3 separate regions of the Homo sapiens genome follow, and regions 1 and 3 are each linked to region 2. Evidence: read pairs that join two places in POLR2A ChIA-PET (ENCODE). Cell type or tissue: HepG2. All regions are shown on one strand. Each heading gives the region's core, and the rest is flanking DNA. Links, peaks and the distances in the headings are about the cores only.

Evidence for each region. ChIA-PET counts read pairs that join two places held together with the same protein. Peaks named below come from ENCODE experiments on the same cell type or tissue, not always from the same donor. Only the 100,000 strongest peaks of a DNase experiment are listed, where the experiment ranks them.
Region 1: POLR2A ChIA-PET joins it to region 2 with 6 read pairs; 6 of 35 experiments call an interaction of 5 or more read pairs at or near these places.
Region 3: POLR2A ChIA-PET joins it to region 2 with 8 read pairs; 2 of 35 experiments call an interaction of 5 or more read pairs at or near these places.

The regions. Positions count from the first base shown.
Region 1 is chr1:213,971,983-213,982,573 of GRCh38, forward strand. The region is part of intron 1 of PROX1-AS1 (PROX1 antisense RNA 1); the gene reads right to left. Among named protein-coding and RNA genes, the nearest start is that of PROX1-AS1, 8.9 kb to the right of the region's middle. In HepG2, for the core only: no CTCF peak of the experiment used is centred there; DNase peaks (open chromatin) are centred at 5,119 and 5,726.
Region 2 is chr1:214,022,504-214,033,094 of GRCh38, forward strand. All of the region lies in intron 4 of PROX1 (prospero homeobox 1), which reads left to right. Among named protein-coding and RNA genes, the nearest start is that of PROX1, 40 kb to the left of the region's middle. RefSeq lists an enhancer at 7,475-8,370. In HepG2, for the core only: no CTCF peak of the experiment used is centred there; DNase peaks (open chromatin) are centred at 4,788, 5,198, 5,558 and 6,588.
Region 3 is chr1:213,389,498-213,400,088 of GRCh38, forward strand. It overlaps a transcript of RPS6KC1 not described here. Among named protein-coding and RNA genes, the nearest start is that of RPS6KC1, 340 kb to the left of the region's middle. RefSeq lists enhancers at 9,734-10,270, 10,271-10,591. In HepG2, for the core only: no CTCF peak of the experiment used is centred there; DNase peaks (open chromatin) are centred at 4,654 and 8,344.

The DNA of each region.
Region 1 (10,591 bases), core at 2,058-10,057, 50 kb before region 2:
CCTCCTCACTGAGAAATAATTGATCATCAGTATAAATAGAAAGGAATTAGAACACCAATTCTTTAAAGCATAAATATTTCATTCACCAACCAGTTGTGATTTTGCCCATGGCAATTAAGAAAATATGCAATATTACCACTGGACAGGTGTGAATGCAATCAACTTTAGCAGAGAATCGAGGTGGATAATTCATATTAGATACAGAATTAATGCACAGACTACATTTTCCCAGATGTAATTAAGGAACTTGGGGAGAAAGAAGCACAATTATATAATCCAGTTAGCCCTATTCACATCTCTTTTACTCCTTCAGGTCTACTGGCACCAATGTGATTCTCACTCAGCAAATATTTGTCAGGCACTTTCCAGATACAGGGCACCGTGCTAGGTAATGGGAATTCTACACAGAACAACCTTCTCTCTGAACATCCTCAACTCATCTTCAGTCCTCTCTGTGCCCTTACCCAGCTTGGCTTTTCTCCAAAGTATTTATCACTACCTAACATCATATCATATCTGTATTTGTTTTTTATTCATTGCATCACTTACTAAAATACTAGTTCCATGAAGCAGGGACTTTGACTGTCTTCCTGTGTGGTGTACCCAACATTTAGGCCACATTAAGAGCTCGAAGAATGCTGTTGAATAAATAAGGCTTATGTCCAAAGAGACTATTCATTTCCATTAGAGAAAGTAGAATAAAATAAAACTATAGTTATGAGCATGTATAATTAGGGTTTCTAACCTAGGAAATGAGGGAGGTCTTTCCTGAACAAATGGCTTTTAAGTTGGACCCTGAATAATGAGGAAGAGCTTGTCTAGAGAGGGGGTTAGGAGGCCTTTCAAGGAGAGGCACCAGCATGTATAATGGTATTTGTGGGGTTGAAATAAAGGGGAAAAGACCAGTGATGTGGAATCATGGTGAGGAAAGGGGGAGTCAAGAGATGAGGCAGAAGCCATGGACAAGAGCCAGATTATCCAAAATCTTGTAGGACACGTTCAAAATTGTAGACTTACTCCAAGAGCAATATGGAGAGTTTTAAGCAGTGATATGACCAAAGTTCTTAATTCATGAATCTCTCTGCCAAGCACAAAAGGAAGCATTTTCATGTAAGCATTCTGAAATTGGGCATGAGAAGCTGCTGGAATATTTCAGAACATACAGAAGTAGAAAAACTTAACCATATTTATTGAGTATCAGCCAGAAGCACCTGATTATAATAGGCAATGTGGGGAGGGTGGTGACCACAAAAAGTTGGCAGCCTTTGTTCCTGAAGAGAATGTAGTCTAGCCAGCCCACTACCAAAAGGCAATACACACCCATGGAAAAGTTAGAGGAAACCAAGAAACCACAGATGAACTGACTCACTGTCTCTTTCCTGACTGCCTGAAGGCCATTACTGCCACAAAAGGCCCTTCCTAGTGTGGCAGGACACTTTGCTGCCTCTGCCTCCACCAGGCCTCTCCTGGTTTTCTGAATTCCAGCAGCAAGAGGCCACCCCAGGCCCCCCAAACATGGGACAGATATCCCCCATGCCATTGCACGAGCTGCCCGTCACTCTATCCCTCTTCACGCTCACGGTTGGTCTCCTGCCCAGGACCTAGGAGAACATGACACGTGCCAGGTGCCCAAAAAGTATTTGTTGAATAAATCTTAGGGATTGAGCTAAAATGTCACCCTTATTCCACCTTTCTAGTACACACTTCCTGAGTGCCTGCTTTGTGCTAGGCACAGTGTTGAGGCCTTTCCATGCATTCTCATTTCATCTTCACAACAATCTCATAAGGCAGATATTGTTACTATCCCCCATGTACAGACAAGACAAGCAAACTAAGGCTCAGAGAGGTACAGGGGCTTGCTTAAGAGTTCTCTTACCTTGCAACAGGGACATAAACCCACTTCTGCTCCTCTCCTAAGCCCCCAGTGTGACTAATTACTTGCTTATGTTCACCTCCTTCTTGAAGGCTTCACTGATACACCAAACTACCATGAAGACAAGCCTCCGGACTCCTAAAGTATTTTGTGCCAATGTGTGTCCATAGCCATCCTACCTAATTTCTTCCTGGCACTGTTAGTGTCTCTGGTGGGTCTTGGTATCATCAGTGTTGAGTACAGTATTTGGCCCTTGGTAGAAGTGTAAATTAATATTTTTCAAAGAATAAGTGAATAAAGAAATCAGCTCAAGGCAATCTAATATAAACTCTAAATGTGCCCTTTAAGAAAACTAATAAAGAAAACTTTTTTTTTAGACAGTCTCCCTCTGTGGCCCAGGCTGGAGTGCAGTGGCTGGAGTGCAGTGGCATGATCTCAGCTCACTGCAACCTCTGCCTCCCAAGTTCAAGCAATTCTTCTGCTTCAGCCTCCTGAGTAGCTGGGACTATAGGTGTGCACCACTACGCCAGGCTAATTTTTTTGTATTTTTAGTAGAGACAGGGTTTTACCATGTTGGCCAGGCTGGTCTCGAACTCCTGGCCTCAAGTGACCCACCCACCTCAGCCTCCCAAAGTGCTGGGATTACATATTATAGACGAAAACATTACAAGATTACATATACAAAGAAAATATACTATACATGAATCCAACAGATAGAGTATGATCATGCCCATTAACAAGAATTCTAGAGTCCTTATCCTTTCCCTTATCTCCACCCATTACAGTGTTCCTTTAAAGAATGGTTTATCTGGTAAATTGAATATTTGTTTTATTTTCAAAATTAAAGATGCCAAATTGTACCATTGCATAAAGGGAGAAAAGGGAATCATGAAGACATTTATAAGACTATTCATGAGTCATGGGTCTATGCACAAGCCTAGAGGACATGCAGTTGAGGAGCATGTAGGAAAGAAACTGTTCACTGCCAACTGTTCTCCTAAGAAGAATATGAGAGGTAATGCTTTTTAAACTTGAAATATACTTCTCGGGAATATGTAACACAGACATACAAAAGGTGAAATACTACAAACTAACCACTCTACAGAAATTGTCATCTCCCAGATGAGATTACTACACTAGACACAACATGTTTATTGGCTCACAAAAGACATGTCACCTAACAATTCATAGTAGGGAGTCTGAGGAAAATAACTCACCCATTGTGAAGTCAATGTTCAGATCAATATCCCTTGGGGAGAAAAATATTGCTCATTGATAGAGATTGATTTTTCTTTTCCTTAAGAAAACTCCTGAGGGGTAAACAATATTCTTTTTTTCATAGTGAATGTAACTAAACAAGGCAATGTCAAGGTCTACATTTTCCTAGCCTCATTAGCATGATACTCAAAAATCATGAGTGTAATTATACATGCCTTTTGACCTACTGAAAAATAGATACCAGTTCAATTTTTTTAAATTTCTTTTTAATATCCAAGCAATGGGACTTCAAAGACAACTTGATGTATGTTCTCTGCTTTACTAAACAGCACTATTATAAGTGAGATGCTTTTTGGTACTTTAAGACAATTTTAAAAATTATGTATAAACTAAAAAAAACTGGATCTTATATTTTTTAACCTATGAATTTTGAAAATGTTCTTCCTGCCTTCACCTTACTTTTCCACTCCCATTTGTGCCCCTAAACAATTAAAAAGCATACAGAAGCCTTGGATCTTACATTTTCCAAAGGCCTTCACAAAAGCAAGATGTTTTCATGGGCAGATGGAAAAGAAGGCTGAATGAATTCATTTTATATTTAGCATGTTGGTTCAGACTGGTGAATATTTAGATTTATTTACAAGTCTACAGTAGATTATAGTGTTCAATACATAGACTGTCTTCTTAGGCCACATGTGTGACCAAAAGAAATCTTGCCTTCTACCCTTTGAAACTCAAAAGTTGCATAAGAAAGGACAGATGGATGATTTGGGGAAAAAAGAAATGTCATTCAATTAATGTTTGTTGAAAAGGGTGTCACAGATCATTGGCAGAATTTCCACTCATTGGCAACTCCCCGAAGCAGCCAAAGATTAATTGAACACCCAGACTACTGGGTTCTATGAGGAGAGGAGAACAACAGTGTGTTGGTGATTACAGAGGCTGAGATGTGGAACCAACAGAAGTATAGCTGAATGAACCATCTTCCACATGCAGGAAGAGTGCCCCCACAGCCAAACGATCTTTGTTCTTTAGTCCTGGGATAGAGATGGATTCATATCATACCACACTCTTGTACTCTATTTCTCTTTCTAAAAGAATGTCTTTTTCAAGTGATTTAAACATAAGATTAGGAGCAAAGTTCATTGATTGTCATAGGGTCATGACCTACAACTTGACCTTAGGAAACACTTAAACCACACTGATTATACAGATTTTTCTCATCTAATGGTATAATATCTATAACTACATGCATCTGGTAACATACTAAATGCTGTCTAGAACAACAAAGCAAAGCAAACCAAAAGCCCACAATTTAAATTAAAAAAAAAAAAAGATCTAAGCCCACCTTCGTAAACATGTGCTTCTGTAAGAAGTTAAAAAAAAAAAAAAAGAAAGAAAAGGAAAAGAAAAAAGATCCACCAGAAGTACCAAAATCAAATATTTATTAGTCTTTTAATTTTCTACTTATTTGAAATTCAAAAATAATTTTCATGCTTTGATAGGAATGTGCGGTTGTTTATCATTTCAAAAGCACTTCTCCTTTTATCACGAATCGAAGAAGAACTAACATTGAGAAACAAGGAACCAGAATATTTAGAGATGCTGGGAATAAACTACAAACTAACATGGTCAAGGGAGAGAAAATATGATCCTCTCAGAAGAATAATGTAACAACAATCAGAGCACATCTGGGATTTGATTCAAACCAACCTGGAACCAGATTGGATCTCCAAGCTGTTCTGTGTATACACACACACACACACACACACACACACAGACACACACGCTGAGATTTCCAAAAGTGAAATTTCCAGAAGTTATCCTACAGAGTTAACCCCAGAAAGGACTTCACTGGCAGACACAGGCATAACTTTACTCCTTTTGTGATGACCCATGAGTGGGGTCTATGGCAGTCTGAATAGATGGGCCTTTCTGTTGAAAGATTCTGCCTAATCCTTCCCACCAAAGCAGGGTTCTAAAGGTGTCAGCAGGATTTGGCTGACTGGATCGTTAATGGAGCTATGGTTAATTATTGACTGATTAGGGATTTACCTTATCTTTCCGTCAGGAGCTGGCTCAAGACTTAACGGTAAGCAATTTAGAGCCAGGGTGAACCTACACACATGCCTTTTTCTTCTTTTCCTTTGGGTCACTTTAGCTTGCCCCTCCCCATAATTCACATTCAGGACAGAATGGCCAGTCCTTACAAGGCGTGGGAGTCCTCAAGAGCACCGAAAATGAGAGGGGCCAGGTCCACGTGACAAGTGTCCAGAGACAGAGGCTTAGAGAAATGTGCCTTTTGCAAAACAGTGTTTATGTGTAAAGGTTTTCCAGTTAAGTCCCTGGGAGAAAAAAAAAAAAAAGCACTTGCTTTTTGTCTCTAAAAGGTCTGGTGATGCCCGTGGGTGAGAATCCACCCCGCACTCCCCAAGGCCCCTTGGCAAAGCCAGGGAATGAGTACAGGCAGCTCAGGCCCAGCTGCCCCAGATAAGAGGTGGCCCGTGTTAATGCACAGGCTTCCTCTGCACCTCAGCAGGGCCTTCCTTTTCTAAACAGTCTCCCTTTAATGTTGGCGAATGTTGTTTTTCCATTGACTCAACATCTCGCCTGGTGGTAAGCCAGTGAGGAAAGTTGCAGCGGGGGAGGGGGAAAGTGGGAGAGAGTGATGCCAAAGCAAAAGAGCGGGACGGTCAGCCAGGTTTCCAAACAAGCTAGACACCTGCTTTGGAAAGACAGTGACCAAGCCTAGACTTCTGGCTTCCTCTTCACTTTGATCAGCCTTTTGTTCCCTGCGGGTCTGTGATGGGCTCCCTGCCCCTCCCCTCACCACTGCCCCCTTCACTGGGAGCTACTTCAACTTAGAAACCATCAAAAATTCATAGCTTTTCTCTATGAATGTAACTGTCTTATCTGAAGAAAAGGGAAAACAGTTATTGGAATGCATGAAAGAAGAGAAAGGAATTCTAAGGAAGAGAAGATGGAAGGAAAGTAAGTGAGAAGAGGAAAATTGGAGAGAAAAATAAAGAAAGGGGAAAAGAGAATAGAGGAATAGAAATTAAAGGCAAAAAGAAAAGAATAAAAGGATAGAACAAAAAATAAAGAAAAGGGAGGAGGGCAAAGGAGAAGGACGGCAGAAAAGTGAAATCCAAAAAGGGAGCTTTTCTCCCAGAAGCTCAGTTTCTCAAGCCACAGGACCGTTCCGGGGCTGAGTATGAAGAACAAGGGCTTCTCTGGGCTACCCCAGGTCAAGGGGCATTTTCAAAACCAAATCTTGATTAGAGCCAGCTAAATGTTTTGACTTGAAGGAGACACTGAGGATTATAAAGCAAAATAGAGCAGCATGAGTAAGAAAGAAACAGGAAAAGAAAGAAAATTTTTTTACAAAAACTCATGGGGACACAAAGGGAATGATAGAAAACACTTCTGAATCAGCTAGTCATCTACTAACAAGCTGTAAAGATCTCCAATGACAAGTTGTCACATTAGTTTAGTGAAACTGAAGCAGTACTTATCCCCTTTCCTGTGCTTAATCTCTCCCTGCGTGCCACAAAAACATGCTACCACGTTTAATAGGATTAGTTTCGTTCACTTTCTCCCCCCACCCCTTTTATTTTTTACAATTCTATTTTCAGCAATACAGGGATCCTTGAATTCATCGACTTCCTGTGGTGCACAGTAAACCTGGCATACATGATTTTTACCCTTTAAATACTTTATTTTGAATGTGAAAAATGTAATTTATTTCCTATCTTCCCCCCAATAGCCATAGCTTGGGGTGTGGGGGCAGGTGTTGATGGTAAAAGGGTCAAGACAAAAACAGGGTTATGGAAAAGGGCTGACACAGCCCAATCCCTGCAGAAGCTACTGCCCTAAGCGAAATTGCTCTAGCTCAGACTACAGGCAGACCCGGATTCCAATTCTGGCTGTGCCACTTACTGGCCTTGCGGCCTTGAGCAAGTGGTGAAGCCTTCCCCAGTCTCAGTTCCCTCATTCAAACATGGCGATAATTCATCTCTTGGCTGTTGGGAGAATTACGCATACTATACTTTATTTCCTCACTTCTAAGATTCACTTTTTCTCATATCTTATGTTCCTAAAATCAGTGTCTCACAATCCATTGTGCATTTAAGATCCTCGTATTTTCCTTTTCTCCTAAAGGCCATCTTTAAATGGTGTGTCTTATAATCTACGACATTTTGGAATCAAGAAACGGGAATTTTGGGGTGTAAAGCACCTGTCCCAGTCCTGAGGCGTAGCAGTGCTCAGCAAGTGCTGGGAGTATCCATCGCCGCCCATTTTCACTATGCCTGCTGACTCCTTGCCGCATTCCCACGGAAAGATCACTTTGGAATAGGAGAGAAGAAGGTGTTGACACTTTTGCCCCTCGTCCAGATCCTTCTAGACTAGAGTTTCTAATTGAGGTTTCCGAGATCTGCCTAAATCAAACACCGATCATAACTGCCCATATTGGGTCAGAACCAAAATCCTTCGGTCCACTCTGCTCCCTCAAAGGGTCACCAACTGTCGTGCTTAGCAGTGTCTTGCAAACAGTAATTATCCGATGAATTGAATTATTCTGTTTTCTTTGAGTCCACTTTGGGTTAAGCACCCCCTCCCGCTCTCCCCAGCACCGCCATCAGAAGATTAGCAATGGAGAGAGAAGGGGATGAACTCGCCTGATGGTGGTGGGAAAAGGACGGTGGGGCAGGGAACAGGGACCCAGAGGAGTGAAAGGAGCAGCAGGGCCTAGGGAGGGGACGGAGGAAGATGGAGCTGGGAGGAAGTAGGAAGCTAGCGTGAGGGGCGCTGTCGAGGCGCTGAAGGGGGGCACACACCGAGGCGCAGCCCGCACCCCCAGTAGGCTGAGAGGGCGCCGGGGACCCGCACTGAGAGTCAAGGCAGCCCCGCTTCCCTACCCATAGCGCCCCCCGGGAGATAGTCCGGGACGCAGGGCCCCCGAGGCTGCGGGTCCAAGTCTTTCAGCCAACCCGGGATTAGCGAGCCAGCCGCTTCAAAAGTCTAGGCGAGAGGAAGCCGAGACGCGTCGGCCTTCGCCGGGCTGGAGCCCCTGCCAGATTTAGCCTCCCGCCTGGCCTTTTCTCCGGCCTGCCCCTCCGCCCTTCAAACGACGCTTCCACACGCCCCCTCCCCGCCTGTTTCCCGGGCCTCCTCCGGGGAAACTGGCGCTCTTCGCCCACCCAACTCCCCTCCACCCACCTCCCCCGCGCCCCCAGTTCGAAGTTCCCCCGACAGAGCCCACCCACACTCGCTCCCCCAACTCCACTCCCTTGCCCCTCCCACACACACACAGCTACACACTACCCCTGTCCCGCCCATTCACACTCTGCAGACACACTTCCCCCAGCCCTCCCCATCCCGTTCTCCCCCAACTCACCCACCAACACCCTTTGCCTCTCGGCCTTTGCCCCCTGTCCACCTACAAGTGTAGGGAATAGAGCTCTTTCCACTAGGAGGGTGCTTGGGGAGGAGAAGCCAGAAGTTGCCATCCATTTTTGTACAGTTTGACCCCAAATATGTTTCTCTCTAGTTTTTGGGGGGCGCCCTTTGTTTTTGTCCCCTAAAGTTACGGACTTTTTCCACCTAGGAAACAGGGACAGAGAAAGTAGCCAGAGAGCAGGAACCTTCCACGCTTGCCCAAAGACCACGGACACCAGGAGGACAGGCATCTAGGGGTGATGCTTCCTCTTTCCCTCATTCAGAGAGTGCAGTGCCTTCACCCCGACCCCTGGGGTCCATTCACTAGGGGCTGGGCCCACCGACACCCCACGCTGGCAATCCCTTCTTTACTCCCCCCGCCCCCGGGAATCTACGATTACTTTATCTCAAGCCTTTTGAGGGTACCAGCAAAACACCTTTCTCGGGATGTTTAATAAGCTGCTCACAGGCCTCTGCAGTTGAAAAACTGTCAGCCCTCTTGAGCTGTTGTCTGCTGCTTCAGCCCGTTCCATTTCCTTGGCTTTCTTCCCCCCACTTCTGCAGTCACAGCCGAGCATGGCACCTTCCTGCCCAGCTTCCTTTCCCTTCTCACAGCTGTCCTTGGCTGTCTGTCCCCTAATCACCTTGGGGTATGCTTCTATTCATTGGTTTGAACATAACTTTATGAAAGTTTATATTTTAATTTACATGGATTTGGGGGAGGTTATTGAGTCAAACATGTAAAAACATATAACATATGATCTACATTTGCTTTTGTTTTACCTAGGAATGTTGTCTTTTTTTTTTTTCTCTCCTTCTTGTTGTTCCCTTTTGAAGAGAACTCTTTGTCCTGTGGTTTCATTGGTCTGACCAGCGGTTTCTTTAGGAGATGCTTGCCATCTATAAAACAGGGAGGGTGAACGGGCCAAAAAAAGGTGGGGGTGGGGTGGAGGAGGAAGTAGACTTCAGATTGGTAAATTCCCCCCTTTGCCAGTAGGCCTGATGGACAGTTCTAGGTCCAAAAGCACAGGGCCTAGCTTCCAAATGTGCCAATTCTGATTTATTTTATGGCCTAAAAGACGGGGGAGGGGAAAGCATGTAAAGGTGACAACTATGCATGAGCTAAAATGTGCATACACATACATATCCCATGACAGTCCAGCTGGCTTCACCAAAACGTTGGGGATAGGGACAGGTCCTTATAAGAATACATGTCAGCTCGAGTGTACACAGCACTCATTTGTGGGCAACATACCTTCCAAGTATTGAGCACTAGTCATGTGCTGAACAAGTTTAGTCGTGTAGAAGTCTCTCAATAAATCTATGATTTGGATATTATCCCCACTTCACAGATAAAAAGAACTGAGTCTCAAACAGATTAAGTAACACACTGAAGGTCACAGAGTCAGTAACAAACCAGCTGAGCAGTAATTAAAGACACAGGGTGACCCCCAGATTCCCAGGTCCTTCTTCTGATTACCTCACTGGGGTGGGCCCAGAAATCTTTATTTAAAACAACAACAACAACAACAACAACAACAACAAAACACCCCTTCGGTGATTCCGATGATTCGTCAGGTCTTCGGAAGCACCACTCCACATCAAACCATCCCGCTATTCCTGTCACCAGCCTTGCCTCCAAGCAGCCTACTCCACGTTGGACAAAACATTTAAAACATATTTAAATAGCAATTTCGAAAAACTATACAGCATATGGATTTTCCTTTTGATCTCAAAATGATGACAAACAGACACTTAGATACTTCATAAAAGAAATATTACCAGAAAAAATATAGAAATCTGGCTTTCAACTTCATCTTGCTCTAATTTAAACAAAATGCAACTTTCCAGTTACTCTCTCCAAATGCATCCAAACTGGGAGCGTCCTTCTCTTTTCGCTGCGTCAGGCAGGCACCTACTTATTTCTAGCCCACTCCTCACCCTGAATAAAAGCTTCTGGTAAGATGGACAATATGGAAAACTTCAGTCCTATCACCAAAGCCCCTGAAAATGGAGCACCCCCGAATTCACATCCTTGACGTGAAAGACCAAAGAGAGGGA
Region 2 (10,591 bases), core at 1,814-9,813:
AACGTAAAACTGGTTTTCACAAGAGCAAGTGTTCCTGCTCTGAATGTGGCTGAAAAGGCGACACTAGCCTGGAACAGCTCCAGGACTCTGGGGTCATCCGTTCCAGATGAGAAGGACACGATGAGATGCTGGGGGTGGTGGAAGGAGCACTGGCCTGGAGGGTCTGGCTCTGGCCATACCTGCCTCATTGTGGTCTACTGTGCTCACCTTTTGGAAAGTGATAAGATTAAATTCAAGAGTTTCATTCTAGCTCTGAAATTTTGTGACTCTAGAGTAGAGGGGCAGTTTCATTCTAGCTCTGAAATTTTGTGACTCTAGAATAGAGGGGTATTCTGCATTCTCTAAATAAAGTCTCTTTTGAGTCTTGGTCATGTTGCAAAGCTTTAAGCAGTGAGTATAGAGGCCCTGGGAATCCAGATGGCTTCCATGTGAGGCCCCTTCTACCCTGGTGACTCTGCTGCAGCTTAATTATCTCAGTCAAAATCTCCAGGGTGCCCATTTTCGTTTTCTCCCAAGGCCCTATTTGCAGATCTGAATCTCAACAGTGCCCTTGGAGACATGGCAATTCCCTTACTGGGATTATAGAGACTAATTTTTCAAATTCATACACAATTTATTGACTGAATTGGCACTATCATTAGACTTGCTGCTCACTTTATTTGTTGCCTTGGCCAGGGTGGCCAAACAATGAGGAAATTTGTCAGTGAAGCCCTCATGCCATTGGGTTTTCTCACACATTCCATGCAGGCCTCAACACAGACTATCAGCATTTATAATATGCATTAACTTCTATATAATGTACGTCTCCTCTCTTTCAGAGCAGAATTGGCTATGTTTTTTTTTTTATTCTTTTATTTTTTTATTTTTTTGAGACACAGAGTGTTGCACTGTTGCCTAAGCTGGAGTACAGTGGCATGATTTCAGCTCACCACAACCTCCACCTCTCGGGCTCCAGCGATTCTCCTGCCTCAGCCTCCCAAGTAGCTGGGATTACAGGTGTGCATCACTATGCCCAGCCAGAATTGGCAGTTTTAGATGATATAACTACCTTCCCTACTAAGCCTACTTGGTAGTGTTTGCAAAAGCAACACCACCCTTTTCTTTAAATATTCCCCAAATGATAGTAATATAGATCATGAAAGTCTTTTCCCTTGAGATTGTTTTGTATGTGTGAGAGTTTGTGGTTGGGAGGTATTGAGTCCTCATACAAGCCATTTGGATATGTATTCTTCATATTTCTTATGGCTATTGCACCTAAGTTCTGTTTTCTTAAGGCTACATTAACATTTTAAATTAGAATATGGTGCTAAAAGTGACTTTCAGTAAAAGGTAATGTATTCCCTGAGAACAAGTAAATACTTGGGCAGGGAGGGATGGTTTGAGTAGAGGTGAAAACAGAGAAATGATGGGAAGCTGACCATATGTAGAAGAAGCTGAAAGGTCATGGTTTCAAGGCCACTGTGTTTCCTTTCATTTAGAGCATCCACTTTTAAAGATTTATCATTTTCAGTGACCTGAAGGCGTACAAGATAATCTGTGTAGATACCTGAAACTGCCTTTCAACAAGGCCAGTCCTAGGTATTGACAGCATCCTAGGTTGTCCCACCCTAAACATTACCTCAAGTCCCATTGGGTAGGAGTCTAGTGGACTTCCAAAAGCCCCCGAGTTCATTCTGCAATCTGCCTGTCTTTGCAATCTATTTACCTGTCTTGAAAAAGGGATTCCAAAGCCCTTCACAAGCTCTTAAGTAGCATTTGAAATACAGCCCATCCTTAGTTTTGCAAAGGGTGATTGCAGAGAAAGACAAATAGAATTCCCTGGAAATACAGAATAGAATTTCTCTGACAGAACAAAGATCTTGCAGTCAAAACCAAGGGATGGGATTGAGGCCAATAATCCCCATCCTTTCCTAAAGCAACTCGGATATTATTTGGGGTGTCATAAGCTATTGCCAGCAGAGTGCCAGCATCCCCCATGAACTTGTGTTCTCTGAAGCTCTGTCTGATTTCCTACCATCTGTATCACAAGCGCTTTCTTTGGTGTTTACTATGAGCAATCCCTTTCTCATCACAACCTGCCTGAACCCCACTTCCTAACAGCTTCTCCCTAGGCTCCTTACTCACATTGCTCCATCAATAGCAATACAGGGCACACAGACTAGTTTTAATATTAGCCTAGGCAAAGCTTAATTATGAAGGTAAAGCTGTGGCAGAAAACAATCACGTAATACATTCTCGAACGAAACAGGAGTAACTGTGGATTATCTGTGCCCCAGCTTCCCTTCATGCAATATTGGAGTGTTTGTGCTATGTTGTTTTTGGATAATGTCCCATCCAAGAATGGCACCAAGCTTGGCCCTGCTTCTTTTACCACCTCACCCAGTAATTGTAGCAAAAGTTAAACTTCAAGGGCTGTCAGCTTGTCTTGAACTCAGACACCAATGGCACCAAATTTACGGGGCTGACTTAAAGGGGAATTTGTTAACACTACAAAGTGACTGGTATATGATTGCAGGGCTTATTTTTCCACCTAAGTATTGAGCTGATTTGTCAGATGTGTCATGAAGCAGGGATACATTCCTCTGTTTAGCACATTTAAATATGTACTGGCAGGAAAGCTCCCAATTAAACGTTCCTAATCAGAGCAGGGTAAGACTGAAGTCTTCCTGGTCCTTGACCACCACGTGTGTGGTTTATTAACTCTGTTCCCGTAGACATAGGCAGCCTTAACTCCATCGGGGGAATGGTCTGGCCTTACAGGTCGAATTCAAGTGAATCAATCGAACTATCCTCCAAGATAGAGCAGAATGAAAGACCCAGGATCAGTGCAGAATGAAAGACCATTAGGCCTCTAGAAAAGCTGTTAGCCCTCAAGTTTGGCTAAAAGCAGGGGCTGGCAAAGTATGGCCTATGGGCAGAGCTGCCCCTCAATCTGTTTTTATGGCTTCAAGCTAAGAATGACTTAAATTTTTAAACAGTTGTAAAAAATAAGGAGAATATCCAACCTAGACCAAATATGGCCCACAGAGCCTATGTATTTATTACCTGGCCCTTTACTGGCAAATTTTGCTGACCACCGGCTGAAGGTTTTTTCTCTTCTGTGGGACATGAACTCTCTGAGATTCCTTCTAGTTCTGAAGTTCCAAAATTCTGTGATTCCTTTTTTTTTTTTTTTTTGAGATGGAGTCTCACTCTGTCACCCAGGCTGGAGTGCAGTGGCATGATCTCAGCTCACTGCAACCTCCGCCTCTTGGGTTCAAGCAATTCTCTGCCTCAGCCTCCTGAATAGCTGGGATTGCGGGCGCCAGCCACCACGCCCGGCTAATTTTTTTGTATTTCTAGTAGAGACGGGGTTTCACCATCTTGGCCAGGTTGGTATTGAACTCCTGACCTCATGATTCACCCGCCTCAGCCTCCCAAAGTGCTGGGATTACAGGCGTGAGCCACCGCACCCGGCCAATTCCATGAGTCTTTGATGGAATAGTCTTGGTCCAGCTCTTACCTGAACAGCCTACCAGATGAGCAATTTCTGCACAGTGCTTCCAGTTGTTTTTAAGATCTTAACAGTATCTGTGTAGTATCTCAGGGGGAGAGAATGAGGTATTAGGTTTTAGTTTTTGATGCTTTTTCCTTGATTTTGCTTGCATATTTGTTTGTTTGTTTAAACTTGGAATCACTTTTTAAGACCTATGCAGAGTTTGGGAGAGAAGGAAAATTTGCTTCATCGCGACCAATAATGTGACAATTATGTTTCCTAACACGTATAATACCAAGACCTCCATGTGTGAGCAAATAAACTAGCCACTTAAAGCACGTTCACTGACCAAATTTCAGCCCCACGAAATAATTTTGACAGTCTCTCATAGACATTTGTCATTCTGCTCCTAGCAAGCTAGTACTATCTTCTACTGGGGCTATGGAAGAGATGGTTTTACTTACCTTGATCTCTACATGCAGAATTGCCAATGGAATACTTACATAATTTAAAATGTATGCACAATTTATTAAACGTAGAATAGAAGATGTTAAGACATCCTTTTCTATTACCTGAAAGTCACAATTATTCGAAATGCTCAAATCTAGAACATTGTTGATAATTATATAATATTTTAACAACACATATGTTATCAACATCATAATGCTGTAGAAATTTTATTGTGAATTTTGTATTTTCTAAATACTCTTAAAAGACAAAGACTCAAATTCAGGTAGAAAAACAAAGAAGATACTCAGGGTGTATCTCTGCCCTTCATTCATTGCTGTGGTCAGAGAAGTCTGTGTGAGGGGTTTGGCCGGTAGCAGCCCCCCAGATCCGTACACTGCAGACCAAAATTCAGCTCCTGTGATGCTTTTCCATGGAGTTTCCCTGTCAATTCAAGGTAGATCCTCAACCTCCCTCCTTGGCAGTTTGCATGTGACTGTTCATTCTTTTTATTACATTTCCTCCAGGGGGCCATTTTCACCATGTCATATCTGTTTGCTATCAGCATTTATAAGGGCTGGTGTGGCATTGGAGGATGTCAAGTGGTCTGACTTGGAAGTGTACTGCCACAAACTCCATGTAGGTGACAGGAGGAGAGACCTGCTTTCCCGTTGCCACTTTTTGGATTATCCCTGCAACTCTTTCCGTCTGGCTGACAAAAACCTTGGGGCTATTGGGTGGCTCATCACTTCTGCTCCTTCTCTAGCCTTTCCCTGGGTTTGCTTCCCCCAACCCCCACACCCCCTCGCACATTAACATGACATTGCCTGGTGAGCACAGAAGAGAGCAGCTTCCACCAGCTGAAACCTCTGATCTCAAACTCACTAGAGAGTTTGGCTTCGGGATTTTGGCAAGAAGGCCGATTGCCCATCAGGTCAGCATGAATAAAGATTTCTTTCTTCCCTTCTTTTTTAAAGTCAAGCATCAACCGAAACTGCTCCCAAAGCTCTGTCTCTCAAGACAATTTAACCCCTTTCACCTAAGTACATTTTCTATTTTGAATGCATGGTACTTTGTTTTATTCTTTTCCTGTGAGATGACCAAGAAATCTACTATATGTAAAATTTGAAAGCCAAGTCAATTCTAAACCAGGCTTATCATTTTTAAAGTATGTTTATCCAGCTTTGTAGTAGGAACAAGCAGACTGTTTGAAGGCCACATACTTTTCAAACCCTGGTTGCAACACGTCTGCCCCGTTTTGAAACTGTCTTTATCTAGCCGAGAAAACGAAAATCTATTTGACAAAGTGGCACTCTGGCCAGTTTATCTTGCAATATGGCTTTAGCTCACTGAGTCTATTGATTTCCTTAAATTAATGTTTACAGAATGCTACTGAATTTTGCTCAACAGAACATTGTTCTTTCGAAGCTTTATATATATATATATATAAAAGAGATACAGACTGTTATTGCCATGTGTTCCTTTGTTTAGACCAAGGAAACATAGTTTTTAGGTTTTTTTTTTTCTTAAGACAGCCTTGAACTATAGCCACTTCCTACAAGCATTTACTTTTCACATATTTAAACAGCAAAACATGTAACTAGAAAGTGGGCCCAAACTGCATGGGTATTAGACGAATCTAATCCTCAGTGTTCCTGAAAGCTGAATGCCACCTGGAGCATCAGAGGGAGAAAGCCTTTAGTCCTAAGCCCAGATGTTGCTGGAGAACCTTCCTCTGCCTCATTTGGGGTAACTCGGCAGGCACCCGAAAGCAACTTCACAGCCAGTGCTCCTGGATCCTGCTAGTTTTTCCAAACACAAGCATCCTAATAAAATTCAAACACCATTTAGCTGTTTGGGAACTCTAAATATAACATCTTGCCCTTTGACCACGGTGCTCAGTGTTCAATACACAAAACCTAATCTCTAAAGATGATTTTAAAACTGACCTTCCCAGAGAAGTACACGTATCCATTCAGCTACGAACAGTGCAGAAAACAGGATTTTGACTCATAATTATGAAATGGCCAAAATAAAACTTAGGGAACACAAAGCAACTTTTCTCAACCGGTTGACTCAGCCAACAAACTCACCCAAGCGAACCTCCTCAGAGCACCTCTCAAAACGATGCTTTGCAGACATTTATTAATCACAGTGAATGCTTCCCAGGAATTAGGGCTCCTCTTTAAAATCTCAAACTTGTAAACCACCTTATATTTGGATGATATTTTATGCTTCCCAAAGTGCATTCATGTTTTCTTTTCCATTTGATCCTCCCCTGGAATGAGAGGGCACTGGAATAGAATCTCAGGATTCACTGTGTATAGCATCCTGCACCATTCCTTCTCTTCTGGAGGGCCTGTTAGTCCCCGGCTGTACACACAGGATAAATGCATGCATGACTGCAAAGGGAGACCCTTAGTAACCACATCTTGTGACCATATTTTACAGCTCCATGATTCCTCTTTTCAGCCTCTGGCAGGAGAGTTTAGTGTGAGTGAGACAGTGAAGAGGAGCAGCAATAACGTATCTGTTCTTGGCTTTTCATCTGATAATCTCTATGAGGAGTTACTAAAGCATCTGAGTTTATCCATTTAAGTCCACTCTGTCTGCAGTGTAAGTCCCCAGCTTGTGCCACTGCTGTCAGGAGATGAGTCTCTCCTTGATCGATATTTACTTAACAAACAGCAGGGATGGGAGAGTTTGTTTAGAGGAATCATGTGCACTCTAGGGTGAATGAATGCTCGGGAAAGTACTTCAACTATTTGTCTCCTTCCCTAAGATTTTTGTGTACGTGTGTGTGCACACACGTGTGCAGATGCCCATTCTCTTTTTAACTTCTCCAAAGACACTTCGAAGTCATCTAGAAAAATACCTCGCTATGTATGATTGGTACATCATTATACCGTTAAGGAGCTAATGATGCAGATGCAGTTTTTCTAACCCAGCAAAGTTTGGTTCTTCTTTTGTGCTCTTATATAGAGCACAAAAGAGACTCTTAGGATAAACTAAATGCACAAGCATCTACCTTTGACCCCTTTCAGATGAGTGGAAGGGAAGAAAATACGGATGGAAACAATAAAAGCAGTTTGACAAGGCAGCTCTTCACTATGTATTTTTGATGGCATTACCTATATATTTTTAAAGGCCCACAGGGACAAAAAGTAACTTTCTCCAATTTTTCAGAGCTGCTTCAGCATTAGATATATTTAACTCTACTACTGTATATGAATTCCACGGTGTGAAAATTGAGAGAGCACTGTTCTTTCGAGTTCCCTGAAACAATTGCTTGAAGGCTCAAGTCAGCCTCTTGAATGCAGTTGACTTGGAGGCATCTGGGGCTAGATCGAGGGGTTTTGTTTCTGGGTGTGGGGAGAGGCTGGGGGGTGGCTGGGGAGTTATTTATTTATTTGATTTTGTGAATCGGAGTTGTAAAAGCCATCTGAAATATTCATGCAGAATAGTCTGAGAAGCCCGTTTCTGTTTTATTTACCGCACAGTAGAACAGCCACAGCGGATTAGTTCTACAATACCCGTAACAAAAGCCCAACAGCTGATGCATGTGATGTTAGGAGGTGACAAAACAGTTAAAGTATGCTGCTGGCTACAGGCAAGCAGTCAGCAGATGCAGACAAAAGGGTTTGTGACAAGAATAACTCTCTCTCCAAGGCGAGCAGTGAAGAGTATCCAAAATACCAGTACCCTTTTCTCCTTGACATTGTCTTCTTACAGTCAGCATTTTATTGCCCTTTTATAGTATAAAAAAAAATGGAGGAGGAAGAAGAAGGAAAACCCACACACAAACTAATTCACCAAAATACTAGGCAGGATTGTACTTTCCCATTCGCTAGCCATGCCTGCCAGTACACGTGTCCTTTTCCATTTCTCCATCGAAGCAAGTTTGAAAAAAAAAATTAGCTTAAAAGATCAGCTATAAAGATGATTTCCCTTGAAAAGTTTGTAATCTATTGATAGGCTTGATAGGCCATTGGAGCCTTTGGTTACGGGTTGGGGGGTGGGTGGCCAGGGAAAGAAGTCGATGCCTGGTTTGTTTTCTGTCCATTTCAGTGAAGATCATTTCAGTGATGAAATGAGGCCAGAGGGCCAATTTTTAAAGGGGATTGAGGAGGGAGGAGTGTCCATGGAGAACTGAGCAAGGGGCAAGGTTTAGGTCCCCCGCAAGAGGCTGATGAATGAGCTTACGGACGGTTCAGAGGTGTGAAAAATGAGCTTCTCTGTCTCCAGAAAATAGGAGAGGCTGTCTTCTTTTTAACCTTTGTAATTCCCCTTCTATTCTCTGTGACATTCATTCAGCTGCCAAGAGCGTTTGGCAAGGTTTGGGCCAGCGAGCACACTTCCAGTGACCGCTAACCTTGGTATGTCCTGACACTTATGATGAGTATCTGCAGGACACAGAAGGCAGGCAGCCTGCTATGTCAGGCTTTTATTATGTACTGCAGAGGCTAGGGACAGTCAGTTTAATAAAACAAATCATCCTTGAAGGTAAAGCAACTGGGAAGAGGAGGAAGACAGGAGAAAAATGTGTCTTTGCCACTCATTCCGATGGAAAAAAAAAAGAACAGCAAAACAACCACCCACCCAACACACCGTGTGTGTGTGTGTGTGTGTGTGTGTGTGTGTGCGCGCGCGCGCATTCGCGCACGCACACACACGCGCAACCCAGCTGTGGACTGGGCAGACTTGAAAACCTCCTCTCATTTTCTGCATTTCATGGAAGCCCAGAAGGCTCTTGTTTGCTCTGAGGAGACTCAAGTCTGTGATGAAATTGGTAGAAGCTGATAGCCAACCCCCTTCAAATTTATGCATATCTTCAAGTACCTCATTACTTTATATTCTTCTCCAAATATCAAGGCAAGACCATCTGGGGTGACGTTCCTATATTGGGATGCCTTTTTATCAAAACAAAGTTTCCACTCTCCTCTCCTGAGGAACGCTGGGCAAAGCAGCTCCCACAATAGCCTCAGAGTTCCAGCCAAAGACTTTGGAAGCCTTTTGTTTTTTCCCTGTGGCATGTCCAAAGGCAGGGCCTTCTCCCCTCCTCCGCCCGCCCTCCCCAGCCGCCTGCATTGTCTTGCATTCCAGTGACTTGATTGACTGTTACCACCTGATGCTGAGGAGATACTCTAGGGTTCATTCTGCAGATTGTTGGGTTCTATTAAAAGAAACCTAGATAAGGGATTACTTGTCACTAAGGGATTTTCTGCAGATGTTTATTGGTGATGGGAAAGCCATTAGGTGTGAAGAGGTGCAGAAAAATATGGACAACATCATTCTGATAAGACTGGTTTCTAAGATGCTCCCACAAAACATCAGAAAGTACCCCCTATTATTCTGTTAAATGGAGCTGGGTGTTTTCAAGCAGAGGTAAAGGTCTCTTTTTCCATGGGTGATGTTTCTATGTGTGGATGAAATTCACTGGAACCCTCTCAGAAGATCAGTTGCTACCCAAAAGTGTACCTCTGGGAGCCACCAAACACATGAGTTGCTCCAGTAGTTCAGTATCTCATTACAACTTTCTTTTGTCCAGTCCAGTCCATTGCATGAGTATCACCTCAAAGTAAGCACTATATTAACTAATCATTTTATTTGTTCACAAAGAATTCATTTCTTCCCAAATATAAACCAATAACCAAAGTCTCCTCCAGGGCATCTTTTATACCATTTCCATTTATTTTGAAGTTACTAGATTCTCTGTGGTTTTTCAAGATTACAGAGGCACAGCTTTTCAAGGTTTTGGTGCCTCATATAAATAGTAGAAATTGCTGAAAAAGCATTAAAAGGGAGCCAGCATCGTTTAATGCAAAGACACCTTACCTCACAGTAATCTCTTCATCTCATCATTTCTTCATCTCATACAATCTCATGCTTTCTTCATCTATAAAGTGATGATTTCTGAGATCTATTCGAACTCTTTGAATTCTACCTTACTTTACCATTATTTTAAACTTCTTTTTTTTTTTTTATTTTTGAGATGGGGTCTCACTGTCACCCAGGCTGTAGTGCAATGGTGCAACCTCAGCTCACTGCAACCTCCGCCACCTGGGCTCAAGCCATCCTCTCACCTCCACCTCCCAGTAGCTGGGACCACAGGCATGTGCCACCACACCCAGCTAATTTTTTTGCATTTTTGGTAGAGACGGGGTTTCATCATGTTGCTCAGGCTGAAGCTTCCCTTTATTAAGTATTGTTAAAGTATTAAGTAACTGCCACTCTAGAGCAATATGGAGTAAAGCAGAAGGCAAGATCTCACTATGAGCTATTTACCAAATAACTTTGCAAAAGATACTCTGCTGAGGCTCCTTATCTAGAGACACCTTATGATGAGGTAATTGAAAGTACATAAAAGTAGATAAAAAGTTAAACAGCATCAAGACACAAATGCAAAAGGTGATAAAGGATAACCTATGATTGCCACCACAAGAAAGGAATATTTAAAACAGATTAAAACCCACTAAAAACCATTAACAAGCATGACGAACTATAAAAATGATGAAGAGGAGACTGCATACAACCCCCAAAGAAGTTGCCTTGTTCTCATGCAAATCCTACAACTACACTTCCCTCCCTCCCCTGCTGCTGATGTTCTAGATGTACCTCTTCTCTCTCCTCTGACAGTCTTGAACAATGCCTGCCCTTCCCCTGTCCCTG
Region 3 (10,591 bases), core at 1,242-9,241, 630 kb before region 2:
AGGCTCGCGTGCACATGCGTGTGGACATGGCTGTCTCGCGTCTGCATCCGCGTGCACACTGATGGCGGCTTGGGCATGGTGGCGGCAGCAGCAAGACCAGTGTCACCCCCGAGGCCCGGGCTCCAGGTCCCCATGTGCTCTGAGTCTCTGCTCTCTCCTGAACATCCGTGGCTCCCTTCCCTTTCTTTTTACCCAGGCCAAGAAGACGAAAGAGAAAATCTCACGGAAATGCTGCCCTCCTTTCCCTCTTTCCCGGTCCTCTGCCCCTCAATAGCATACAGAGGCACCCGAGCAAAGGGCAATCTGGGTTTATCTCCTGCTCTTCATCTCAGCCCTGAATCTGGGGTGTTCTTTAGGGTTTTTTTTCATCCCAGGAAATTGTAATACACAGAGCATGCTTCTTCGCTAAATGTAATTACCAGTGGCCCTGTGTTTATGGATGAGGCATGGTGGAAAGTAATAGAAAATGATTATTTTTCGTACTGAAGGCCTTCTTTATTAGTGGTGCGGTAGGGACGTCAGCTGCCTTCTCTGAATGGCAATGCAATGTTTTGCTTTCCCCAGCAAGATAAACGATCTTATTTGTTGATGTTTGCTGCTTGAGATGACATTTATGTGAAATAAAAGGGACCAAATTAATAATAAAAAAAATGATTAGCCAGACACAAATGAAAAATGTACATCTCTCCCCCACCCCAGTTAAGTTGTTTGTATTTACATGCTATTCACAAATAATGGCAAAATGCCCAATAGTTGGATGGCGAGGGTTTTTTCTTTTACAATCATATGGCTTGATTCCGTTTTCCAGATCTTGTCTGAGAGCTGCTATTTGAAATAAAAATGTTTGCATCCATTTCCTCATTAATCCTTCCGTTGTAATACAACCTGCTGCAGAGAAATGGCAAAACAGATGCAACAATGAAAATTAAAAGGGATGGACACTTATCTGGGGCTATAAAAGCTGCTAACCATGTAGGCACGAGAGAGGCTTTTGGACAGAAAATATGGCAAATGATAGAAACAATCATCGGACTAAGAGTTTGCTATTTGCAAAACTCTGGTGGGACATTTCTCTGCTTGTAACGGCTGGAGGATCACTTCTGAGTTTAGTGCACACCAGAGAGAGTGTGTGTCTGCTTTGCCTTGAGGCCTGTCTTCAATATTTGGTGCATCTACCCATCTGGTTTCTCATTGGGCTGAAATTTTCTCGACACAAACAAGCACTTTGCAAAGGATCTATAGACCTCGTGTTTTGAGGGCTCTATATTTTTGCCTGGAAATATTGCTTCCTGCCCTCCTGGGAATTACAGACCTAGAGCAAAGCTGGATTGACCTTGATCTTTATTTTGCAGCCAAATATATTATGTTCTGGGGAGGCAAAGGGTTTTATAGCATGTGTGGGGGTGAGGGGCCATAATTCCATACTTCTCAAACAACTGGATACAGAGGAAAAAGAAGGTCCAAGTGCACTTTTTTGGGTATATGTGATACCGATGTATATGATTCTAGTTTTTTTTCCCCCCATCTAATTGTCTGATGTTACCTCAAGCTTATACTCACCTCCTGAATTCACTGGGATTTGGGGTCATATGGAGATTCAGTAGTTTTGTGCATACTTACCGAGCATCACCTGTTTGCAGTCTAGGAGTAACAGAGGGAAACAGAGAAAGGCAGAAATGTGATCTTTGCCTTGAACAGCTTAAAAACTTCCTGGTAGAGACTGGACTGGAATAATTAAATACACAGAAAGACAAACAGCCAACGAGGGCCATGCATGTGGGAGTTGATGAGTGAGACGTGAGATGAGAGCATGGCTCTTGGGGGAGGTTGATTGTGGCTACATCTCCCCATGCAGTGCTGAGAGCAAGAGACCAGTACAACTTGCTGATGGATTGATCAGACCCTGACAAGTAAACTAAACAAGCAGAGGAGATGGAAGTCCGTGCATGTGGAACATTTGTTAAATGTGTCAGACCTTGGGTGACTAGCTTCTGGTTTGATTGACACATTGGAATAATTTTTTGGTCAGGGTGGGTGTACAGTTCAGACCTGTCTGGTAGGCCTAGTAGAGGAATACAGGTGGTAAAGAGGCTCTGGACATGGATCAAGTCTTGGCTCTGCCACTTACTGTTCAAACATCTTTGGCTTTAATCTTTTAGTGCCTCAGTTTTCAAATCTGTGAAATAGGTAGAATCATAGCACCTATTTTGTAATTTCACCCTAGGGATTAAATGACAGAATATATCACAGTGCCTAGCACCAAACCAAGTATGTGACCAAAAATGTTCATGCAAAGAATTATTTTTATTCTATATATCTTTTATCTTCATTTCTGCTTCTATTCCTGTCTGAGATGCAGGGCCAAATATGTGTTAATTGTCCTTAGGATCATCCTTGACAAGGAAGATACTTGTCTTTTCAGTAAAAGGGAGGCCCGCTTCCTATGATGTAGCTGAGGGCAGGAAGCTGGGCTGCATGACCTCTCATAGTTACTCTTAGCAATTTGGTTTTTGAATTTTTTGAATTCTTCTGCTTCAAAAGCCTTAGCAGGGCTTGGCCATAGGGGAGTTGTGCCTTTTGGTGAATTGGTAGGCAGGGAAGTGGTTAATTAGGCACAGCCCCCAGTACAGAAAAAGTCCCACCCATGATGTAGTTGGGAATCTGGTTCTGTTGAATCATTACACGTAGATTTTTAAAAATTTTATCAGCAGAACCGATGGTCTGCTTCTGGTGCTGTTGAAACTCACCACCACTATGCACGCAGCACTGCTCATGAACAGCTGCTGAAGAGTGTGAGTAGGGAAGGCAGGAGAAATAGTAACACAGCACCTACAGCCCGGTCTCAACTGGTAGAGGCTGGCAAACAGTGGCAGCAAAAGCACCAGGGTGGCACGATACAAGCAGAGATGGATTGGCAGGTGGGAGGAGGAGGGTCAGGGCTGGGGATACTGCTGTACTGCTTTTGTCAAGTAAAACTTAAGGGTAGATTACAGGAAAAGGAACAGAGTAATCCTTATTCCCAACTTAGATGTCAACATTATCTTGTCACACATGGAATTACAGCTTCCAAAATGTGGATGGGCATCAACTCATGAACTTCTCAAGAACAAAAGCCACATCTTATGCATCTTTGTATTTATTTCAATGCCACTTGCCTTCCCTGGCCCAGAGTTTGCTCCTGCTATATGTGATTAAATGCTTGACTATGTGAGTACTGCACATGTGTAGTGTGCCAAGGAAAACTGCTCCCACAAACTGACATTATCTTGCTGAGTTTGGATGCAATACCAACGCATGCATCTTCCAGAGCCTGGAGGAAAATTCAGGAATTCTGATTTAACTGATATTTATTTGGTCAGTTAAATCATTTCCAGAGCAAGTTTCTGTACCTAAAGTGCGGATGTTGGTGTATGAGAGGGCTAGCTGGCTCTTTCTTTTCATTTCTGGAAAGAGAAATATGTGTGAAATTCAACGACATCTGCTGAAATTCAAACATATTTTTATTTATTCATGGCCATGATCAGGGCAGAACCTCTAATTTCAACCAATAATTAGACTTGACAATAGATGTGGAAATAAAACATTTTTGCTGAATTCACTTGTCATTCCTCCCTGCTGTAGCTGGTGTAACCCAGATGTCAGCTGTCCCTTATTTTTCTCTTCGAGTGTCCCCTCCCTCAACCCCCTCATACTAATGCATTAGTGAGCCTCATGGCATTTACTGAGGGTCTCATGGGAGAGACACAAGAGAGGGCTGACATTGCATACTTCACAGTCACCCACTTAAATATCTCTTGGGATCCAAAAACAGTTTCTTGGAGGTATTGGTGCTGCCATTCCACCAAGAATCCCTTTTTCTTTCTCTTTTGGTCCACCCGGATCAATAGGTTTTAACCCTGTGTCTTTTCTCCCTTCACTCCGAAGTTCAAATTCCTCCCCTTGCTGTTATGGAGTTTTTAATCTCACTCTTAATGTATCACCATCCTGCATGCTGCTGCTCACAGGCAATTTAAAGACCTTCTGAGCAAAAAAGACCAACTATCTTTTTTTGACTTGACTAGCATTCCTTCTGGAAGGACTTGGATAATCGCCATTTTCCACGCTGATGATCCAAGCATTTGTTTATGCTTTTTGCTATTTGGTCCTTGAAATGACTATGAGATTGTCATATCTGCAGAAAGTCCTTGCTAGCCTTTTCCCTAAGGCTTCAGGGGAATGGTGAGGCAGGAGCCAGAAGGTAGGAAATGGGGAATGAATGGGATTGAGTAAGGGCAGACAATGGTTTCAGGAAGTTTGCTTGTGAAAGGGAGGAGAAGGAGGAGGACCTGGGAGTGGGATGGAAGGTCAAGAGAAGCTTGCTTAATAAAAATGGAAGATCTCAAGGCATGTTCAAACACTGATGGGGAGGAGTAAGGAGAGAGGGAGAGGCTGAGGATTAATCTCTGAGAAGGGCGAGGGCATGTGATTTAGAGCACCAGCGCAGGGATTAGCCACAGCCGAAGACAGATGTAATGGAAGGGAGGCCAAGGGACATGGAGCCGTGGACAGGTTGGCTGTGAGGCTGAGGAGGATGAAGGGGTGTACGGAGGAGGCTGGGTGACCTCATGGCAGCTTAGCTGAGTGCAGAGTCCGAAGTTCTGTCCTGGAAGGGGCAATACAGTTGGCTGTTGTCATTGCTGTTTACCATGTGGATTCCTGGAGCCTGCCTGAAAACCTGGTCTGCGAGCTCCCTGTGAACTAGCATCTTTTCCAGGGGTTTTCTGGATCCAGCTCATGCTCGTGCCAATGATTAAATCTTTAGAGAAATTTGCAAGCCAGGTATTAAACCATTAGTAGTTTGAAATCGGCCATGGCGAGGGAGTATTTATACTACAGAAATTGGAAATGGCAGCAAACTAGGGCCTTCCCACTGTGAATGCACCCCTCACACCCCCCTACCCCTCACCCCACCTCCACTGCCAGCCTCGGAATGCTGGTTGCTAGACCTTCAGCCACTCAGCACTGCTTTCAACTCTTGCTCCTTACCTCCCTCGGTTTGGTGCACTGCTCTACGCCTTATAGAGTGCATGTGATGGCTTTGCTCTTCTGTGCCTCAGCTTCCTCCTCTATCCCCAGGTCTTTGCAGCCTGGGAAGTCAGGTGGAAATGGGCCATGCCTGCAGCAGAGCATGGTCTCTGAGAGGTGTTGGATGAACATCACAGGGGGAATGGCTGTATTGGGGTGTTCGTGGGTGCTTTTCTGGAAGAAATTCTCCTCTGTGGATATGCTCTTACTCTCTCCACGCACTCGCAAGTCTAGGAAGCTTTAGCTTGTTTTCTTTCTGTACTTGCATATTGGAGGAAGAGGGATTTTCCCTGCCCTTCCCAGCTCCACGAACTGCACACACAGAAGGAAACAGTGCAGCTGCCCCTCATGCTGAGGCTCAGGGCACCATCAGTGCAGTGGCACTGTGGAACTTATTGACAGAGGGCTGGCGTGGGCTTCTAGAAACAGCTCTGTTCTTCCCAGTTCTCTAGCAGAGCGGCTGTGCCCTTTCCCACCCTCCTTCCCCTGCCGCAGCTTCCCACACCTGCTCTTGCCCTGGCTGCCATTGGCCAATAGCAGGTGTTGGGAACCCGGAACATGGAATGTCATGGGTCTGTAGTCCAGGGAGGATGGTGGAGGAATCCCAGCTTTAGAGCCCCACAGATCTGGGATTGAGTTTGGGCTCTGGTGGGTGATTTCCTGGTATTCTTGGGCAAGGTATTAAATATCCAGCTGCAGGGTTCTCCTCTGTGTAATGAAAGATTAGATGTGATCATGTTTGTAAAGAGTCTGGCGCACGGTAGGATCTCAAAGAGTGTTGGGTGAAGGGTCAGTGGGGAAGATTAATTATGAATTCAATATTGCATTTCTTCAGGAAACCTTCCTGGACTGCTGCTACTCTCCCCTACTCACTAGTCACTTGACACCTCTGACAGTGCCCCTTGTCCATCTGCTTCATTGCATGCTGACACTCAAGGCTTAACACTTTTTATGGTATAAGAAACTGGGCAGGCAGTGAGCTGGGAGCAAGAGTTAAAAGCAGTGATTTTCTGCTAACTGTCTAACAACCAGCATCCCAGGGGGAAAAAGGCCCCAGTTTGTAGCCATTGCCAATTTCTGTAGTGTAAATACTCTCTCACCATGTCTGATTTCAAGCTACTAATGGTTTAATACCTGGCTTACAAACTTTCTAAAGATTTAATAATTGGCACGAGCCTGAGCTGGATCCAGAAAAGCCCTGGAAAAGACACTTGTTCACAGGGAGCTCGCAGACCAGGTTTGTGGGCGGGCTGCAGGAAAACACATGGTAAATAGCAGTGACAACCAACACTCAAACATTTCAGAGTAGTTACAAGGCAGCACAAGGCAGTGCGAAGAATCCATTTACATTGGATGGTATTCCATAAAAGGAAGGCTCCGAACGGAGTCTGGGCTGGCATTTCAGATGTGAAAGGATTCGGGATTCGATAGAGGGCAGGTAGATGTTTAAGAGGAGAGAAATGGCATTGGCAAAGGCTTGAAGGTGAAATCCGAAGAGTCAGGCTTAGGGGAGGGATGGGAATAGCATGGAGAAAGACCATGCAGTGAGTTGGAGGCTTAGATCTTGGACTCTTCAGCCTGAGAAAGGCAGTTTTGAATGTTGGTTGCATCACTGATATCTAGGAAGTTTATCACCTCTCTGGGCCTCTGTTCCCTAGTGCCGTCAAGGGGAGATGCAATCTACCCTTTAGTGATGTTGCGAGGATTAAATGAGATAATGATGCCAGAATGTGGGCATGGTGGTGTCTGGAGTCAGTGAGGGCTCCGTGAAGGGTGGCTGCTACTACTGCCACCTGCCCAGTCTCTCCCTCTCTAGGCTTCAGTGTCCCTAAGACCAGAGACTGCATCTTCCATTTCTTTCTTCTTCATGCCTGGCACAGGGTGTGGCACATTTTGGGTGTCCACATACTCTGACTGAGGACCCATCTCTGGGCTGAGGCTGGACCACCGAACACGTGTGGACGGCCTCCCCTCCTTGCCCTTCCCTGTACTAGTGTCAGGGGGCAGCTTTGAAAGCTTTGGGTTCACTACCTTCTTTTGTGTGGTGGAGCCTGTTACCTCGAGAGTTCCAGAGAGGCTGCTGCCCCTTGAGCCCCTTCCTTGTCTGTACATGCTCTCCTCTGTGCAGCAGTGTTAGGGAAGGGGTTGCTGTGTGGACCTCCTTTTGTTTGTTCCATACGCGTTTGTGGCGCTCCTGCACCTGGCACTGTGCTCATCGCTGGGAAGCAAGAGGAATAAGGCACAGACATCCCTCAGGGTCTCAGCTGATAGTGGGGTGGGGCCTCAGTTATAAAGTAGTGTTTACCTGCTGTGATGGAGGTGTGCATCCATGCCATGGCCAACGTAGGCACAGGCTCCACGATGGCCAGGGTGTTGGGTGAGCTCATGGGTCTTGCCAGGGTCTCCTTCCTCTCTTTGTAGAGGCTTCCATAAAGCCCTTTCTAAATTCTCAAAACATAAGTCCTTTAAAGAAAATCCATGTGTAAAATCTATCTACATCTTTTGGGAAAGATCTACTAAAAGTGCCCAACACATCGAATAAGATATTGATGCTACTAAATGGTTGAGAATTCTTATGGTACAGCAGGTTCCCCCGTCCCACATCGTGGCTCATTCTACTGCATATAAGCACGTGGAAGCCCATTGCTCAGGCGACCCAACTCTGACATCAGTTAGCGTTTGGCAGAAGACTACCCTTACTCTTTCTTCTCCTTTCTCCTGCTTTTCTTATGTTTTGTCCCATTCTGCTTTCTTTTTTAAAAAAATTCTTCTCCCCACAAACCTTCAAAGGACTCTCTTGGCACCACTCAGCCCCCAGTGGTTCTTAGGGTTAAAGAAATTGTTCATTCCTAGTTAAAATTTTTTTTGCACTGTTTTCAGCCTGTAGAAGAAAGTGTTGGTTCCAATTTGCCAGTAGCTTGCATTCCACCAAGAAGAAGGATCTGTCAGCACCAAGGGTGGTCCTGAAAGGATGGGGAATCTGGGGTGTGAGGGGTGCTGAGGCTAGCTCAAGAGTCAGGAACACATACACACACACACACACACACACACACACACACACACACAGACACTTTGAGTTAGGGCAATCAGAATCCCGGAAGGCTAGCAGATGATCTGAAATGCTGGAGGTCAAGGCAAAATGGTAGAGAAGAAACCCAAAAGACATTTTAAAAGCAAATGGACTCAAGCTTCAAAGAGCTAGGCAGGAGAGCTACTCATGGGTAATTAGAGCCAATGGGGTCAGGTTAGGGGCAGGAGAGGACACCGTTTGGAACGTACACTCTGGGAAGCCTTTCATACCAGGCTATTCCGATCCCAACAAAGCTTCCTCTGTTTGCCGCTGGAGTGAATCTGCTCAGGCCGTGGAGACAGAAGGGCCTGGGCAGTGCTAGGCTGAAGGGGACACATGGTTGGAACACAATGACAAAATTGACAGGGGTGCAGAGAAACTTTAATCAGCTTTGACCGTCTTTTTTTCTTTCTTTTTTGAGATGGAGTCTTGCTCTGTCACCCAGGCTGGAGTGCAGTGGTGCGATCTCGGCTCACTGAAACCTCCACCTCCTGGGTTCAAGCGATTCTTCTGCCTCAGCCTCCTGAGTAGCTGGGACTACAGGCACTCACCACCACACCTGGCCTTTTTTTTTTTTTTTTTTTTTGTATTTTTAGTAGAGACAGGGTTTCACCATTTTGCCCAGGCTGGTCTTGAACTCCTGATGTCAGGCAATCTGCCTGCCTTCGGCCTCCCAAAGTGCTAGGATTACAGGTGTGAGCCACCGTGCCTGGCCTCATCAGCTTTGACTTTCATTTTGGACCCTCTTTTCAGGTCAGTGGGTGACTGAACATTTTTTATAGTAACCTGCCATGCTTCAAACAGAAATATGGCACCACCTATCTATCTCATGGTGGTGAGGACAGGCTCTTTGGCCTGTGTTTTCATTCACGGGAATGGGTTTTGCTGAGCCTGTCACACTTCCTTTTCACCTAGGTTGTGACCCCAGATGCATGTTTGCCATGCTGGACTCAAAGGACTTCCTTTATTTATTTATTTTACTTTTGACATTGCAATTTGTGTAATTATTCATGTTTTCTCTTTTTCCTTGGAAGCTCAGAACCAAATTGCAGTGCATGTCTTAAAATGCACCTATTAGGCATCATTTTATTTATAATTCACCCTTGGCTTTATCCTATTTTTTTCACCTATATTTTCTTTAATTTCCTCACTTATTTTTCCTAATCTCTCTGTGTATATAATCCTCCTCAGTTCTTTGAGACATTAGACTTAGAGTTACATAAAAGTCATCCCCATAATATTCTGCCTCTACACTGAATAAATGTCCATTTAGAGTCTATAGGATGGCTTGCAAATCAATGCATGAAATCTCAACAAACAACCTTGGGCCCTAAGGGTTATATATGGCTATACATTAAATAAAAGACAAGTGCCTGTCCTCAAGGAGATTCTAATCCCAAGACATAGACAAAACATATAGATTTAAGTTAACAGGACTGTTTAGCTACAAAATTATAGAGGCATTATCAAGGGAAAGGCTTCACTTAATTCTTCATTCATCCAAGAAATATTACTGAGTACAGACTATGCATGAAGCCCTGGTTATGCCCTATGCAGCAATGTTGAGCAAGATATAGTCCCTGCCTTCCAGGAGTTCTACTTAGCAGGGAAACAAGTAAGAAGGCAATTACAATACGTGTAATAAAGCCATTGGTCCACACAGGCAGGATGCAACTCAGTCCTGGGAGGGAGTGGACTGGAGCAGCTTTCTGGAGGAGATGACTTGTAAGACTGAGCTAGCAGACAAGTGTAGAGTTGAGTAGATCCTTGGCCTCTTCCAGAAAGATGTGAGCCTTGGCTGTTGTGCCTTGAGTGAGTCCAGCAGTCTTTCCTTACCTACCACGGATGGATTCTTGCTTTACTTAAGGAGGTGAATGTTGACTCCAAAACTGCTTAAACTCCCTGACTTCTCTGCTTGAGGGCAGTATGGCTTTCCCTAGCTACACTGAGAGCTTCTTCTTAAAAGATATCCAGACCTCGAACTGACAGCACACGGGCCAATGGGTGCATGAAGCCGCCCACCCTCTCCTCCCCCGCACCAGACCATCCTGCTCTTTCAGTCCCAGGAGCTGAGCTAACTGCCTGGTGCCCACTGCTGTAGAAGCCCGGCGATGAATGGCAGGCACTAAGATGTCCATCGCTGTGGGAAGAAGGGAGCTGGGGCGGGCCAAGATGGCAGATGGCTTGGAGTGGCATGCTGTTTTCAGGCCCTCTACCTTTGTAGCCTGTGCCATTTGAAGCTGCCGGTTACTGTTTTTAGCTTGGCTTGACAAGAGAGCTTTTGTTGTCACTCAGGAATGCAGGGTATTTTTAGCGAAGAGATTCTGCTTCAGGCATGGGCATTGTGTTCTTCCAATTACAGGCATGGCCGAGGAGGGCTGGGCGCCGAATCACTTGAAAGATCAGCAGGCTCAGCTGAGAAATTCATAGAAAAAAGAGGTGGGCGGGGCTGCATAA